Linked DNA regions of Homo sapiens: region 1 is linked to region 2. A link is a loop called in an ENCODE intact Hi-C map of the cell type or tissue named here. Cell type or tissue: heart left ventricle. All regions are shown on one strand. Links, peaks and the distances in the headings refer to the core of each region. The heading gives the core; the rest is flanking DNA.

The links. Peaks named below come from ENCODE experiments on the same cell type or tissue, not always from the same donor. Only the 100,000 strongest peaks of a DNase experiment are listed, where the experiment ranks them.
Region 1: it touches region 2 in a loop (29-fold over the local background); 29 of 110 quality-filtered maps call a loop at or near these places.

What each region holds. Positions count from the first base shown.
Region 1 is chr19:14,782,896-14,790,072 of GRCh38, forward strand. No RefSeq gene overlaps it. Among named protein-coding and RNA genes, the nearest start is that of ADGRE2, 7.9 kb to the left of the region's middle. RefSeq lists a cis regulatory region at 3,408-3,859 and an enhancer at 3,624-4,123. In heart left ventricle, for the core only: a CTCF peak has its summit at 3,574 (motif pointing right); a DNase peak (open chromatin) is centred at 3,586; H3K27ac peaks cover 181 bases; H3K27me3 peaks cover 1,403 bases.
Region 2 is chr19:14,885,980-14,893,156 of GRCh38, forward strand. OR7A17 (olfactory receptor family 7 subfamily A member 17) reads right to left here and starts at 153. Exons shown (of 3, transcript NM_030901.2): 1 at 1-153. It also overlaps the pseudogene OR7A18P and the pseudogene OR7A1P. RefSeq lists an enhancer at 2,847-2,906. In heart left ventricle, for the core only: a CTCF peak has its summit at 3,027 (motif pointing left); a DNase peak (open chromatin) is centred at 3,012; H3K4me3 peaks cover 440 bases.

The DNA of each region.
Region 1 (7,177 bases), core at 2,571-5,070, 100 kb before region 2:
GTTTTGTTTTCTTGAGACAGAGTCTCTTGCTCTGTCGCCCAGGCAGGAGTGCAGTGGCACAATCTCGGCTCACTGCAACCTCCGCCCCCCGCGTTCAAGCCATTCTCCTGCCTCAGCCTCCCAAGTGGCTGGGATTACAGGTGCACACCACCACGCCAGGCTAATTTTTTTGTATTTTTAGTAGAGACGGGCATGAGTCACTGCGCCCAGCCAAAATGATGGTTGTTTAACGTAACGCCATGTAATGCAGGCATGTGGTGTTTTGCGGTTATATTCACATGTGATTTTATCAGGGACCAAAGCAAAAACAAAGAGAATTCTGAAAAGAGTTTGTATCAAGGAAGATAAAATCGGCCAGGCAGAGTGGCTCATGCCTGTGATCTCAGCACTTTTGGAGGCCGAGGCGGGAGGATCCCTTGAGCCCAGGGGATCGAGACCAGCCTGGGCAACATGGTAAAACTCCATCTCTACCAAAAAATGCAAAAATTAGCCAGGAGTGATGGCATGTGCCTGGAATCCCAGCTACTCACGGGGCTGAGGTGGGAGGATCTCTTGAGCCCAGGAGTTCAAGGTTGCAGTGAGCTCTCGCCACTGTACTCCAGCCTGGGCCACAGAGTGAGACTCTGTCTCAGAAAATAAGTAAGTAAAATAAAGCTGATCATGGATAGACCGATGGTCCCAAGAATTACATTGTTTCATGAATTATATAAACCTGAGGCTCTATACAAATATTTAAAAAAGAATTTTAAAATGTGTAAAGGTTTTAAGGAGAAGCGATTAGAGGAAGCAAAGGAGAGAGTAGGGTGGGGGAGGGGAACAGCTCAGGGGTGGCTGTGGGGGTGGGGAACTGGTGGCAGCCAACAAGAAGCCCTGAGCTGGGAACGCTGTGTGACATTTGGTGGCATTTTTATCACCTTCTTGCAGCTCTCAGTGTCTTCCCCATTTTGCAAAATCTTCTGAGCAGGGTGGTGCCGATGTCCCGATAAGGATGGGGTCAGGCTTCTGGGGGGCACTGTGAGGATGGGGGTCTCAGAATCCTTCCCTTGACTTTCGATGGGTGGGGAAGGCCAGGGGAGGAAGGGGGCTTATTCAGGCTGGGTGCCCACCCGGGTCAACCCCTCCGCATGCCTCTGGGCCTCTTCTGTTGTGGGCTTGTGGGTTCCCGAGAATTAGGGCCATGGATGGCACTGACGGTCCCAGCCAGTACCAGAAAGAAACGATGGGAAAGCATTGATGAGAATCAACCCATCCCCAGGGCTCTGTCCCTCGGATGGAGGTCTCCCTTTCACTTCTTTCCAGGCATAGAAAACAGTTTGCGGCTCCTCAAAAAGTTACTTGCAGAGTGACCCTGTGATCCAGCCATTCTGCTCCTGGGTATACACCTGAGAAAACTGAAGGCAGACACTCAAACGGATACTTATGTTTATTTTTAAATTTAATTTAATTTAATTTTTTTGAGATGGAGTCTCTCTCTGTCACCCAGGCTGGAGTGCAGTGGCGTGATCTTGGCTCACTGCAACCTCCACCTCCTGAGTTCAAGCTACTCTCCTGCCTCGCCTCCCGAGTAGCCGAGATTACAGGTGTGTGCCACCACCCCTGGCTATTTTTGTGTGTGTGTGTGTGTGTATTTTTAGTAAAGACAGGGTTTCACCATGTTGGTCAGGCTGGTCTCAAACTCTTAATCTCAGGTGATTCCCTTGCCTCGGCATCCCAAAGTGCTGGGATTACAGGCGTGAAGCACCGCACCTGGCCTCATATAGTTACTTTTTGTGTATGGTTATGACGTAGGGTCTAAGTTCTTTCATTATTATTATTATTTTTTGCATGTGTATATCCTATTCTTGGGAAAATTTAAAGGGGATTATTTCTGTTTCTGGTAACGCGCGCGTTCATCCTGTGCTCCCCTGCCTGTAATTCTCCCACTAGGGTCAGAGTAGGGCTGGAAAAGCGAAAACCATAACTAGAAGAGACTTCCCCAACAGGATGTTGCCCAACCCTGGCAGGGCTGACGTCCAGCCTCCAGGGTCCTTACCGGCAGTGCAGTCACAGCTGTGACTAAACCCAGCCACCCACAGCCTGACGCCCCCACACCCTTGACCTTCCCTTTAGCTTCGGGCTTGAGCAGGCCTTTGATACTCAAATAGAGAAAGGAGACAGCAAGACCCCTGTGCCTTCTCAGAGGGGGCACCCCCTTCCCCGATGCCTTCACGGGTCCTGCCTCTCCGGGACCCAGCTTCCCTCCTGGCCACCCCACCACCTCCCCAGCCACACCTCATTTCCACCCATCTAGAGAGGGTGAAACACAAACACTCCTGGCAGCCCTGCCCGAGTGTGTCCTGGGACATGGTGGGGTGGGGGCTCCCCGACTCCTGGGAAGGGGAAGTCTGGGGTGGCCTGTCCTCCCAGCTCCTCGCCCCACTGGTTCCTCTCCCCATGAGTCATGGGAAAAAGCAACAAAACCAACCGCAGGGAGATATAATATCTCTTCCTGTATCTGTGACAGCTGTCTTGTTGGTCTGGCCGTCTGTTCTTCCTGTGAGCATCTGAATCCGTTCAGACCAAGCTCTTCCTCTCCTTGAGCACCCTCTATGGCTCCCACCTTACCCAGTAAAATCCAGTCTTCCCCAAGGCCCACAAGGCTTGGCTGTGTGATTTGCCCTGTCACCTCCAGCTCTCTTCCCCTCATTCACTTGGCTCCAGCCACAGCACCTTCCTCACTATTCCCCAAACAAATATACCAGGCCCAGTCCAGCCTCAGGGCCTTTGCATGTGCTGTTTTCGCCACCTGGAATACCTTTCCCTCAGAATTTTTTTTTATCTTTTAATTATTTTGTTTTTTGAGACAGAGTCTTGCTCTGTCACCCAGGCTGGAGTGCAGTGACACGATCTCGGTTCAACCTCTGCCCCCGCCCCCTGCCTCCCCGTTTTCAAGCAATTCTCCTGCCTCAGCCCCCTGAGTAGCTGGGATTACAGGCGCCTGCCACCACGCCTGGCTAATTTTTGTATTTTTAGTAGAGAGGGGGTTTCACCATGTTGGCCAGGCTGGTCCCGAACTGCTGATCTCAGGTGATCCACCCGCCTCGGCCTCCCAAAGTGCTGGAATTACAGGCGTGACCACTGTGCCTGGCCGAGACACTGCACCTGGCCTCTTCTTACTTTTAGAGACAGGGTCTTGCTCTGTTGCCCAGGCTGGAGTGTGGTGTTGCCTTCATGGCTCACTGCAGCCTCCACCTCCTGGGCTCAAGTGATCCTCCTGCCTCAGCCTCCTGAGTGGCTGGGGTTACAGGCCCGAGCCAGGCCTGTTCTGTTTCTTCTCTGTACTCGAAACCTACAGCAATGCTCTAGGTTTGCTCAATACACACAGTAGCTGCTCAATAAATGTGCATAAATAATACATGAACGATGAGTTCTAGCTGGGAAATGACAACTGGGAAAAGTGGGATGTGGAGGATAATTTAAGAGATGAGAGCTGTTTCCGAAACTCCTGGGGGGCCTGAGGCGCCCGGATCGGGGAGAAACGGGGGCGACCATCCACTTCCCCGGCAGTCGCACGCACCTCCCCTTGGCGGCCCACAGATGGCGCTGGCTCCACGCGCTGCAGCGGCGGGAAGCCGGAGGTGGGAAAACCCAAGCTTTAGCCCCCTCCCCTGTCTGGCTGCTGGGGTCAGTTCCTGGCCCGGATTAGGATGCCAAGCCCGGGCACCCTGCTTGGGGTCCCACCTCCTGGTAGACGGGCTTTTTGGTCAAATGAGGGGAATCTGAGAAGAGTGGGGGTGGTCCACTCTGTGGTCCTCCCTCTGTCCACGCATGCTCTGATTTCCCCATTCCTAAAACTAGTTCAGCAGCTCCATGCCTGGGGGAGGGGTGAACGCACTTAACCATGTTCGTGTTCTGCCTTAACTTTATATAGGTTAGAGCTGGGCGCAGCGCTTGGTGTCAGTGGGTCCTGGGTGCACATTTGTGGAACAGTGAATGGGTGAATCCCTGTTTTACAGATGGGGAAACTGAGGCTCAGGAAGGCGATGCGGCTCACCCAGGTTCATAGAGCCAGAAAATGGCAAGGCTGGGATCGGAGACACCAGGCCTGCGTGAGTCCAGAGTCAGCTCGTTTTTTTTTTTTGATTGTTTGTTTGCTTGGTTTTTTTTTTTTTTTTTTTTTTTGAGACAGGGTCTCTGTCACCCAAGCTGGAGTGCAGTGGCAGGATCTTGGCTCACTGCAACTTCCGCCTCCTGGGTTCAAGCGATCTCCTGCCTCAGACTCCTGAGTAGCGGGGATTGCAAGCGCGTGCCACCATGCCCAGCTAATTTTTTGCATTTTTGGTAGAGACAGGGTTTTACCATGTTGGCCAGGCTGGTCTCGAACTCCTGACCTCAAGTGATCTGCCTGCCTCGGCCTCTCATAGTGCTGTTGCCCAACCTCAAAAAACGAAAACGGGAAGTTTTTGTCAACAGGAGCGTGGGAACCGGAAATCCTTGCTTCCGATACCGGAAGTCAGAGACCACACATTTGCAGGGAGCGAAATTGAGGTCCCAGTGCGGGGGCCTGCAGAAATCCAGGAATAGGACTCAGGGATCTAGGGCTGGGATGTTGGTGGTTCTGAGCGCCCAGGAAATAGGAGTTCTATGAGAGTAAGTATGAGAAATTGGAAGAATGCAGAGCTTGGAAAGGAATTGGAGGGAGTCAGAGAATGAGGGAGACTACTGTGAGCTGGGAGGGACCAGCCAGAGTGGCGCCAGTGTCCCGTGGTTCAGGAGTTTTGATAAGAGAATGCAATAAACTAGAATTGCACTAGAGTTAAAAAAAATTAATTATAGTTTATTTTTTTGAGACAGAGTCTCTCTCTGTCGCCAGGCTGAAGTGCAGTGGCAGGATCTTGGCTCACTGCAACCTCGGCCTCCCAGGTTCAAGCGACTCTCCTGCCTCAGCCTCCTGAGTAGCTGGGCCTACAGGCGCGTGCCACCATGCACAGCTAATTTTTGTATTTTTAGTAGAGACGGGGTTTCACCATGTTTGCCAGGATGGTCTGGATCTCTTGATCTCGTGATCCGCCTGCCTTGACCTCCCAAAGTGTTGGGATTACAGGTGTGAGCCACTGCGCCTGGCCCAATTATAGTTATTTTAAATTCCCTATTAGTTTATTTCTAAGTCTGGTTTCTGCTGATTTCTCTGTGGTTTGTGTTTTCTTGCTTTTGCTTGTGCTTCATAATGTTTTTCGAGACGGAGTCTCACTCTGTGCCCAGGCTGGAGTGCAGTGGTGTGATCTTGGCTCATTGCAACCTCCACTTCCTGGGTTCAAGCAATTTTCCTGCCTCAGCCTTCCAAGTAGCTGCGACTACAGGTGCACATCATCACGCCGTCTAATTTTTTGGATTTTTAGTAGAGACAGGGTTTCGCCATGTTGGCCAGGCTGGTCTTGAACTCCTGACAGGTGATCTGCCTGCCTCGGCCTCCCAAAGTGCTGGGATTACAGGTGTAAACCACCGTGGCTGGCCCGTGTTTCATAATTTTTGATTGAATGCTGGACAATTTGTGTAGGGCAGCTGACAATGAGGTATTATTTATGACTGGAAATGAGCACATCTTTATATTATTTCTCCTAAGCTATTTTTGTGGGAGGTTAAGTCTGTCTGGAATCAGGTTAAGTCTGTCTGTAATCAGTGAACCCCAGGCTTCAGTTTATTTGAGTGTTACTTTGGTGTCTTGTGTTGGGGTGAGGGCTCTCTTTGCAAGAGGGTTTGTTTGTCTCATAGTTGTTCTACCTTCAGCTGTGGCTCTTCCCTATGTAGCTGCATTTCAGAGAGAGTCTCTCCACATTCTTTGCACTCCTGCAGAGTTCTAATACTTTCATCAGTGACCACTCTTGGGGCTATTAAATTCATTAAAAATTTAGATGAATTCTTCTTAGTCACTTGTATTGACACCCAGATAACTTCCTTTTGTGCTCTGCCTTAGGTTCGCCACTACTCCTTATGGTCTCTCTTTAGACACTCCTGTCTTTCCTTTGGTTTCAGGCTACTTTCTTGTCCCATTACCTCTGTTCTCTAATGGGTTCAAGAAAATTAATGGTTTTGTAGTTTATTTGGATTTTCTTATTCTTGGGTTTGGAGCCATACTCATTTTCATTTTCTATTTTCTAGGCAGAAGTAGAGATCCCCTCCATTTTTTCCTAACGTTTTAATAATTTTATTTTTAATTTTTAGATTTTAAATCCATCACCTTATAGCCATACATATTCACAGTTTTATAAAACATCTATTGACAAAATTAACTTTGTGCAGAGAAAAAAGCATTTGATCTGGATGTCTAGGAATTCATGAGAGTATACCCTTAATGAATTAAGAACTAATTAATGCATTTGCTTTCCTGACACTTTTATTTATAATTTTAAAACATAGAAAAAATTCAGAAGATTGATACAATAAACACTCATATATCATCCATAGAGATGGAACAATATTATTATAGTGGCACCCTAGAAAACATCTCTCTCTATATACACAGATTTACACATACAAAACATTGGTAGTCAGTGGCAGATATCATGGCACTTCCATCTTTTTTTTTTTTTTGCAGCAGAGTTTCGCTCTTGTTGCCCAGGCTGGAGTGCAATGGCCCGATCTCAGCTCACTGCAACCTCCGCCTCCCGGGTTCAAGCGATTCTCCTGCCTCAGCCTCCTGAGTAGCTGGGATTACAGGCGTGTGCCACCACACCTGGCTAATTTTGTATTTTTAGTAGAGACAGGGTTTCTCCATGTTCGTCAGGCTGGTGTCAAACTCCTGACCTCAGGTGATCCACCCACCTCGGCCTCCCCAAGTGCTGGGATTACAGGTGTGAGCCACCGTGCCCGGCCAGCACTTCTGTCTTAAATAATTCTTCAACAAATTCTAAGAATAAGAATGTTCTTTATATAACCATGATACTATTATTACACCCAAAGGAATAAATAATTTCACAATAACTTTTAATATGTAATGCATAGTCAAATTATCCCGCTTGACTCCAAAATATCTTTTATACTATATATTTGAACTAGAGTTTCCACCAAAACTGATATTGAATTTGATTGTTTTTCTGGTTTTGTGTCTTAATCTAGAGTAGCTACTGGCCACTTTTTTCATGATAATGACTTTAGAAGAGTCTAGGTCAATTTTCTTGTTGAATGTCTCATGTTCTGG
Region 2 (7,177 bases), core at 2,051-4,550:
TGTAAATTCCTCTCTAGCAGGTTGATGGTGGAGATGGAATCTCTGTCTCAAGACAAGGCATCAGGAAAAGTTGAAGCATCATCTATACTTGAGCCAGACTAAGGACTCCAAATGAAACCACCATGTCATTTCCAGCCCAAGGTTGCATATGCTGAGGGACTGCAGCAGAGGAGATATTTATGGCTTCGTATATCTGCTGATTAGATACCTTTCCTCCTGTTATTCCAACTCTGAACACATCAGTTTCCTGGGGGACGTTGCCCTGCACTGAAACAAATGTCATTGTTGTTTTTTTTTTCTGTATCGTCTATTCCCAAGACACTATGTTAAAAGTGAGGTGTATCCAGGCTTTATTACTCCTTCCCCGTGGACTTCCTTGGCTTCCAGAGTCCCATTCTCCTAGCACCTTCTCCCAGCCTTCAGTGAAAATTTCCTCCAAAGTCTAAACTGAGGAACCTGTCTTGACTAGGTCCCTTGAGTCTCCAAAGCACTGGCTTGTGATGGAAACTCAGCTCTTGACATATCCAGAAAATGGCAATTTACCTTTGCAAGGAGATGAACTGTGTTCTGTTCATATAAAACCATGGGTACTACATTTCTTGGCTTCATGTTGCTTTTGCCAAAACATTAGAATTTCATATATATATTTTTTTGAGATGGAGTCTTGTTGTATCACCTGAGCTGGAGTGCAAAAACATTAGCCGGGTGTGGTGGCAGTTGCCTGTAATCCCAGCTATGCAGGAGGCTGAGGCAGGAGAATTGCTTGAACCCGGGAGGTGGAGGTTGCAGTGAGCCAATATGGCGCCATTTCTCTCCAGCCTGGGTAATAAGAACAAAACTCCATCTCACTAAAAAAAAAAAAAAAAGTGTTAGAACAGGCAAGCAGGATCAACTGATTAAGTTCACAGAAAAAAATGGGGGGATTTCCAAGTTTGTGCAGAAGGACAGCTGCAACACATTCTGCTTTGCAGTGAGGAATTCAGGGCACTCATGCTCCAGGACACCAGAACCCACAGTCCAAAGATCCCAGGATTCATGATGACCCTGTAGTGCAGGGGGTGACAGATGGCCACAAAGTGGTCATAGGCCATCACAGTCTGCAGAAATACATTCATCCCTGCAAAGAGTAGGAAAAGTTTGTGATTCTGGAAAAGTTTCTTGGGAAAGGACATGCCTTGCTTCTCGGAGACAGAAATTTGTGATCATGAAGGGACACCTGCTTCCAGGGGTCCACACGGGGAGGAGATTGCATGAGTGTCCTTCCACGTCTGCTTTATTATACTCAGGGACATCTTCTCTGTCCTCCTCTGCCTGGCTCCAAAAATTCACATTAAAAATGTTTAGACTCCTTTTATTTTATTTTATGTTCTGGGGTACATATGCAGGATGTGCAGGTTTGCTACATAGGTAAACGTGTGCCATGGTGGTTTGCTGCACCTATCAATCCATCACCTAGGTATTAAGCCCCACAGGCATTAGCTAGTTTTCCTAAGGTTCTCCCTCCCCCCCACCCCACCCCCCAACAGGGCTCAGTGTGTGTTGTTCCCCTCCTTATGTCTATATGTTCTCATTGATCAGGTCCCACTTATAAGTGAGTGCATGTGGTATTTGATTTTCTGTTTCTGCGTTAGTTTGCTGAGGGTAATGGCTTCCAGCTTCATCCACGTTCCTGCAAAAGACATGAACTTGTTCCTTTTTATGGCTGCATAGTATTTCATGGGGTATATGTACCACATTTTCTTTATCCAGTCTATCACTGGTGGGCATTTGGGTTGATTCTATGTCTTTGACATGAACAGACACTTCTCAAAAGAAGACATTCCTGTGGCCAACAAACATATGAAAAAAAGCTCAATATCATTGATCATTATAGAAATGCAAATCAAAACCACAATGAGATACCATCTCATGCCAGTCAGAATGGCAATGATTAAAAAGTCAAGAAACAGATGCTGGCAAGGTTGCAGAGAAATAAGAATGTTTTTACACTGTTAGTGGGAATGCAAATTAGTTCAACCAGTGTGGAAGACAGTGTAGTGATTCCTCAAAGATCTAGAACCAGAAATACCATTTGATCCAGCAATGCCACTACTGGGTAAATATCCAAAGGAATAGAAATCATTCTATTACCAAGATACATGCATGAGTATGTTCATTTTTAGACTCTTATAACCTGCTCTGCTATCTTTTAATCTTGGGAATATCTGTAATTCTGATAATTCTTGTTGCGTCAATTTATTTCTCCAGCTCTTCTGGAAACTCCAACTATTAATAGAAATCTTATCTTCCTCATTGCCAGAGTATAGCATGTGGTAAAAATACAAAAATAGACATGGAGAAAACTGTAGATAAAATTTATACACATTTAATTTCAACAGAAGTATGAAAGACTTTCATGTCTGTAGGGACCAGCCCTACAGGGTCTGTGGGTTTTTCTCCTCGTGTGTGGAGACAATAGATTGTAGAAATAAAGAGACAAGACAAAGAGAAGAAAAGACAGCTGGGCCTGGGGGAACACTACCACCAAGATGCGGAGACTGGTAGTGGTCCCGAATGCCTGGCTGCACTGTTTTTTATTGGATACAAGGCAAAAAGGGCAGGGTAAGGAGTGTGAGTCATCTCCAGTGATTGATAAGGTCACATGAGTCACGTGTCCACCGGACAGAGGGCCCTTCCCTGTTTGGCAGTCAGGGCAGAGAGAGAGAGAGAGAGAGAGAGCCATTATTTCTTCTATGCATTTCAAAGACTTTTAGTATTTTCACTAATTCTGTTATTGCTATCTAGAAGGCAGAGCCAGGTGTACAGGGTGGAACATGAAAGTGAAACACGGGCATGACCGCTGAAGCACAGCATCACAGGGAGACAGGCCTCCGGATGGCTGCCGGCGGGCCTGACTGATGTCAGGCCTTCCACAAGAGGTGGTGGAGCAGAGTCTTCTCTAACTCCCCCGGGGAAAGGGAGACTCCCTCTCCCGGTCTGCTAAGTAATGGGTGCCTTCCCTAGACACTGATGCTACCGCTAGGCCAAGGAGCCCTCTAGTGGCCCTATCTGGGCGTGACAGAGGGCTCACACTCTTGTCTTCTGGTCACTTCTCACCATGCCCCTTCAGCTCCTATCTCTGTATGGCCTGGTTTTTCCTAGGTTATAATTGTAGAGCAAAGATTATTATAATATTGGAATAAAGAGTAATGTACAAACTAATGATTAATGATATTCATATATAATGATATCTATAATCTACTTCTAGTATAACTATTCTTATTTTATATATTTTCTTTATTATATTGGAACAGCTTGTGCCCTCGGTCTCTTGCCTTGGCACCTGGGTGGCTAGCAGCCCACACATGTCTGTTTCTCCCTCAGGTAGATCATTTTATTTTTCATTCATTTATTACCTCCCCTATTGTCTATAGGTGGATGGTGCTTTTCCACCTTTGGCTCTGGGTCTTGACAATAATTCACTTGGGAGGAGTGTGTATCCCTAAAACGGTTGATGCACATCTTGAACATGTGACATGATTTGTCTAACAGACTGTGAGCAGTCATGACATATTTAATGCCTGTGAAGAAACTGTAAGAGGCACTGTGAGATTCCACCACTTCTCTTAATCTTCCTCTCTCAAAGTGTCCTTGCTATCCAAAATTCAAGAACCAACTAGATTTGGGCAGTCCTATGAACTGAATATTTTTATTTCCTTAAAAAACGCTTAAGTTCTAATTCCCAATGTAAAAACTTCTCTATCATAAACTCCTACAGGATGAAAAAGCATGATATTAAACCATTTATTATTGAGATGGCTTGTTACACAGCAGTAGCTTACTGATACATTAATCAATGCAAACAGAACTAGTGACATTCAGAATAATCTTCTGCCTCTTCTTTTTTCACAGTTGTTCTGATATTTCAAGAAAACATTTGTGATCACCTGGTTACTCGTGTTTATTTCAGATAACTGTATTAAAGTGAGGCAACTTTTAGATTGCCTTCGGGATAACCAGGAGAAGTTGAAAGGACATATAGGTTTTTGCAGGGATAAATTGTGACTCTAATTCACAAGTGTCTATTGACAGAGGCAATATTGGGCAGAAATTCAATGTCTTGTGTGAGTCATTATTTGACCATGAGGACCAAAGAGACTATTAAAGGAACAAAGCAAATTATGATAAATTTAATACACATATTGTTCACTTACCTACACTTTAATGCTTATGAGACAGTTTTTAAAGGAGGAGATATTTTTAGAATAATGCAAGGAGTCATATTCGTAGGGAGCAGTAGAAAATTTTAAGAGGAAAAGCAAGATGGTACATTGAAATAATACAGACCATGACACCAAATCCTTCACTCAGATGAAGAAACCTGATTACACATGGACACCAAATCTCCACACTTCCAGGACCAGATGTACATCATCAAAAACAAATATTCTATAGTCATTCAGTGCATGACTGATCATTTTATTCCATCACATTTAACATCATCTGTGACTAAGGATGTATGAGGTCAACTGACACATAAAAATGTGCCTTTCTTTGTAAACTGTATCTAAAACATGTATTTGATAAGCTGTATTTTCCTACCTACTCTTTATCTTTATCAGAAAATATAGGCACTGTTGACGTTGAGCTGAAATAGAGCATAGGACCCCAGTGAGGCGAGTAAAATCCCTTGCCTAGCTGTAAAACACACTAGTATTGAAAGGAGTTAGTTAGCTTGCCTTAGGTAGATAGCAAGATAAGGATTCCTGGAGAGCCTTTGACTCATGGGTCAGTGCCTCATCTCCATATAATATAAAAAAAAAGCCTGGGGAAAAAAAATGAAGCTGCCGGCACCAATAAGGGAAGAAGCATAGGGGATTGTGTCTGGAGACATGCCCACGGCTGCACAGATAGGAAAACTCCTGGCTCATTTAGATAAAAACTTTCACAAACCTCTGGCTCACTCAGATAAGAAACAAGGCCTGGCATAGAAATGCCTTTGTCCTTTGTATAGTCAGTGGCCTCCCAGGAAAAAGCTTTTTCTCCCTTCGTGGGCATGGACGCAGTGGGCTCTGGTGGGTTCCGGTGGGCACTCTACTTCCCTTGTTTTGGACTATAAGTCTGGTCTCTATGAATTCAGCCCCTGATTGATCCTGGGCAAAGGTCCTGGGCCAAGCTTTCTGAAAGGTCCCAGGCCAAGATCCTGAGCCAAGCTGAGTCAGCGTTCTCCAAGACAGCCTGCAGACTAAACACATTGCTTCCCCTTTCCAGTCCATAAAAACCTCAGAACGGGCCTCATAGGGGGCTTCCCATTCAGGACCCCCTCTCTGCTGGCCGAGAGCTTTCTTCTTTTCCCTCCAACCTCATCTTTGTGTCCACGCTCCTTAATGTTCTTGGAGGTAGGACGAAGAACTCTGGGTTTTATCTCAGGCGAGAGACTGTTACATGTTGGTGCATTGCTAAGACCTCAGCAGTATGTTCAAGTTGACATTTTCAGGAAGAACAGCTAAGGTTTTCATAGAAAAGGAAATAACAGACTCAGAAATAGAAAACTGTGGGCTCAGATATTCATCTACCATAAAATTATATTAATGACCTTACAGTTGCCAAGCGTAGTTAATTCTTTGGGATGAATATAACTCACCCCTGTATGAGAAAAACTTCCATTTGTTTCTGGACCTAGTTTGGATGTAATTTTAGAAAAATGACAGAGGACAAAAACAGTTGCATATCAGAGCAGAAAGCTTTATTAAGAAAAAGTGTAAATTTTCTAATGTCGTCAAGGTTAAAGAAATCTAAAGTCCAGAATATAAATACTAGGAGAAAATTCTACTTTCACAATCTGATCCATGAATCATAATTTCTGGCTAGGGGATTTAGAGCTCTGAAATCTCAAGAACTTCTGGAAAATGGCCCTCCTGTTTCTGCTCTCTGAAGAATCGATTCAGAGCTCTGTTTATGTCTTTATTCCTCAGGCTGTAGATGAAGGGGTTCAGCATGGAGGTGACCACAGTGTACATCACCGAGGCTGCAGCATTTGAGAGTGAGTTATGGGTTGCAGCAGAACTAAGGTACACACCTACGCCTGTACAATAAAATAAGGAGACAACTGAGAGGTGAGATGCACAGGTGGAAAGTGCTTTATTCATCCCCTGAGCTGATGAGATCGAACATATGCAACAAAGTATCTTAAAGTAAGTAAAATATTCCAGCGAGGCATCCCCCACCCAGCAGCACACTTGTAAAATTCATCATCATGTCATTAATAAAAGTGTCGGAACAGGCAAGGTGGATGACCTGATTAAGTTCACAGAAAAAATGAGGGATTTTCAATTCTGTACAGAAGGACAGCTGCAATGCCATTATGCTTTGTAACAGAGAATATAGGATGCTCACGATCCAGGACACCAGAACCAGCAGTCCACAGAGCCAGGAGTTCATAATGACTGTGTAGTGCAGGGGGTGACAGATGGCCACAAACCGGTCATAGGCCATCACAGTCAGGAGTAAGCTGTCCAACACTACAAAGAGTATAAAAAAGCACATCTGGGTGATGCAGTCTGCATAGGTGATGACTCTGCTCTGTGTCTGGATGTTCACCAGCATCTTTGGGACAGTGGTAGACACAAAACAGATGTCTGCAAAGGACAGGTTGGAGAGGAAGAAGTACATGGGGGTGTGGAGGTGGGAGTCTGAGATTGTGGCCAGGATGATGAGCAGGTTCCCGAGCACGGTGACCAGGTACATGGACAGAAATAGCCCAAAGAGGAAGGGCTGCAATTCTGGTTCCTCTGAAAGTCCCAGGAGAAGGAATTGTGAAATTTGTGTCTCATTCCCTGGTTTCATCTTGTTGATGTGACTTCCAAAAGAGAGAGAAAGAGAACATGACACAAGCATGCATTACAAACATATCAGAAATATTCTCACTTATATTCTACAGTCAAGAAGTTAATATGGGCTGGCTGCAGTGGCTCACGCCTGTAATCTCATCACTCGCGGAGGCCAAGGTGGACGGATCACCTGAAGTCAGGAGTTCGAGACCAGCCTGGCCAACATGGCAAAAACCGGTCTCAGCTAAAAATACAAAAAAAATTAGCCGGGCGTGCTGGCGCATGCCTGTAATCCCAGCTACTTGGGAGGCTAAGGCATGAGAATCACTTGAACCCAGGAGGTGGAGATTGTAGTGAGCCGAGATCAT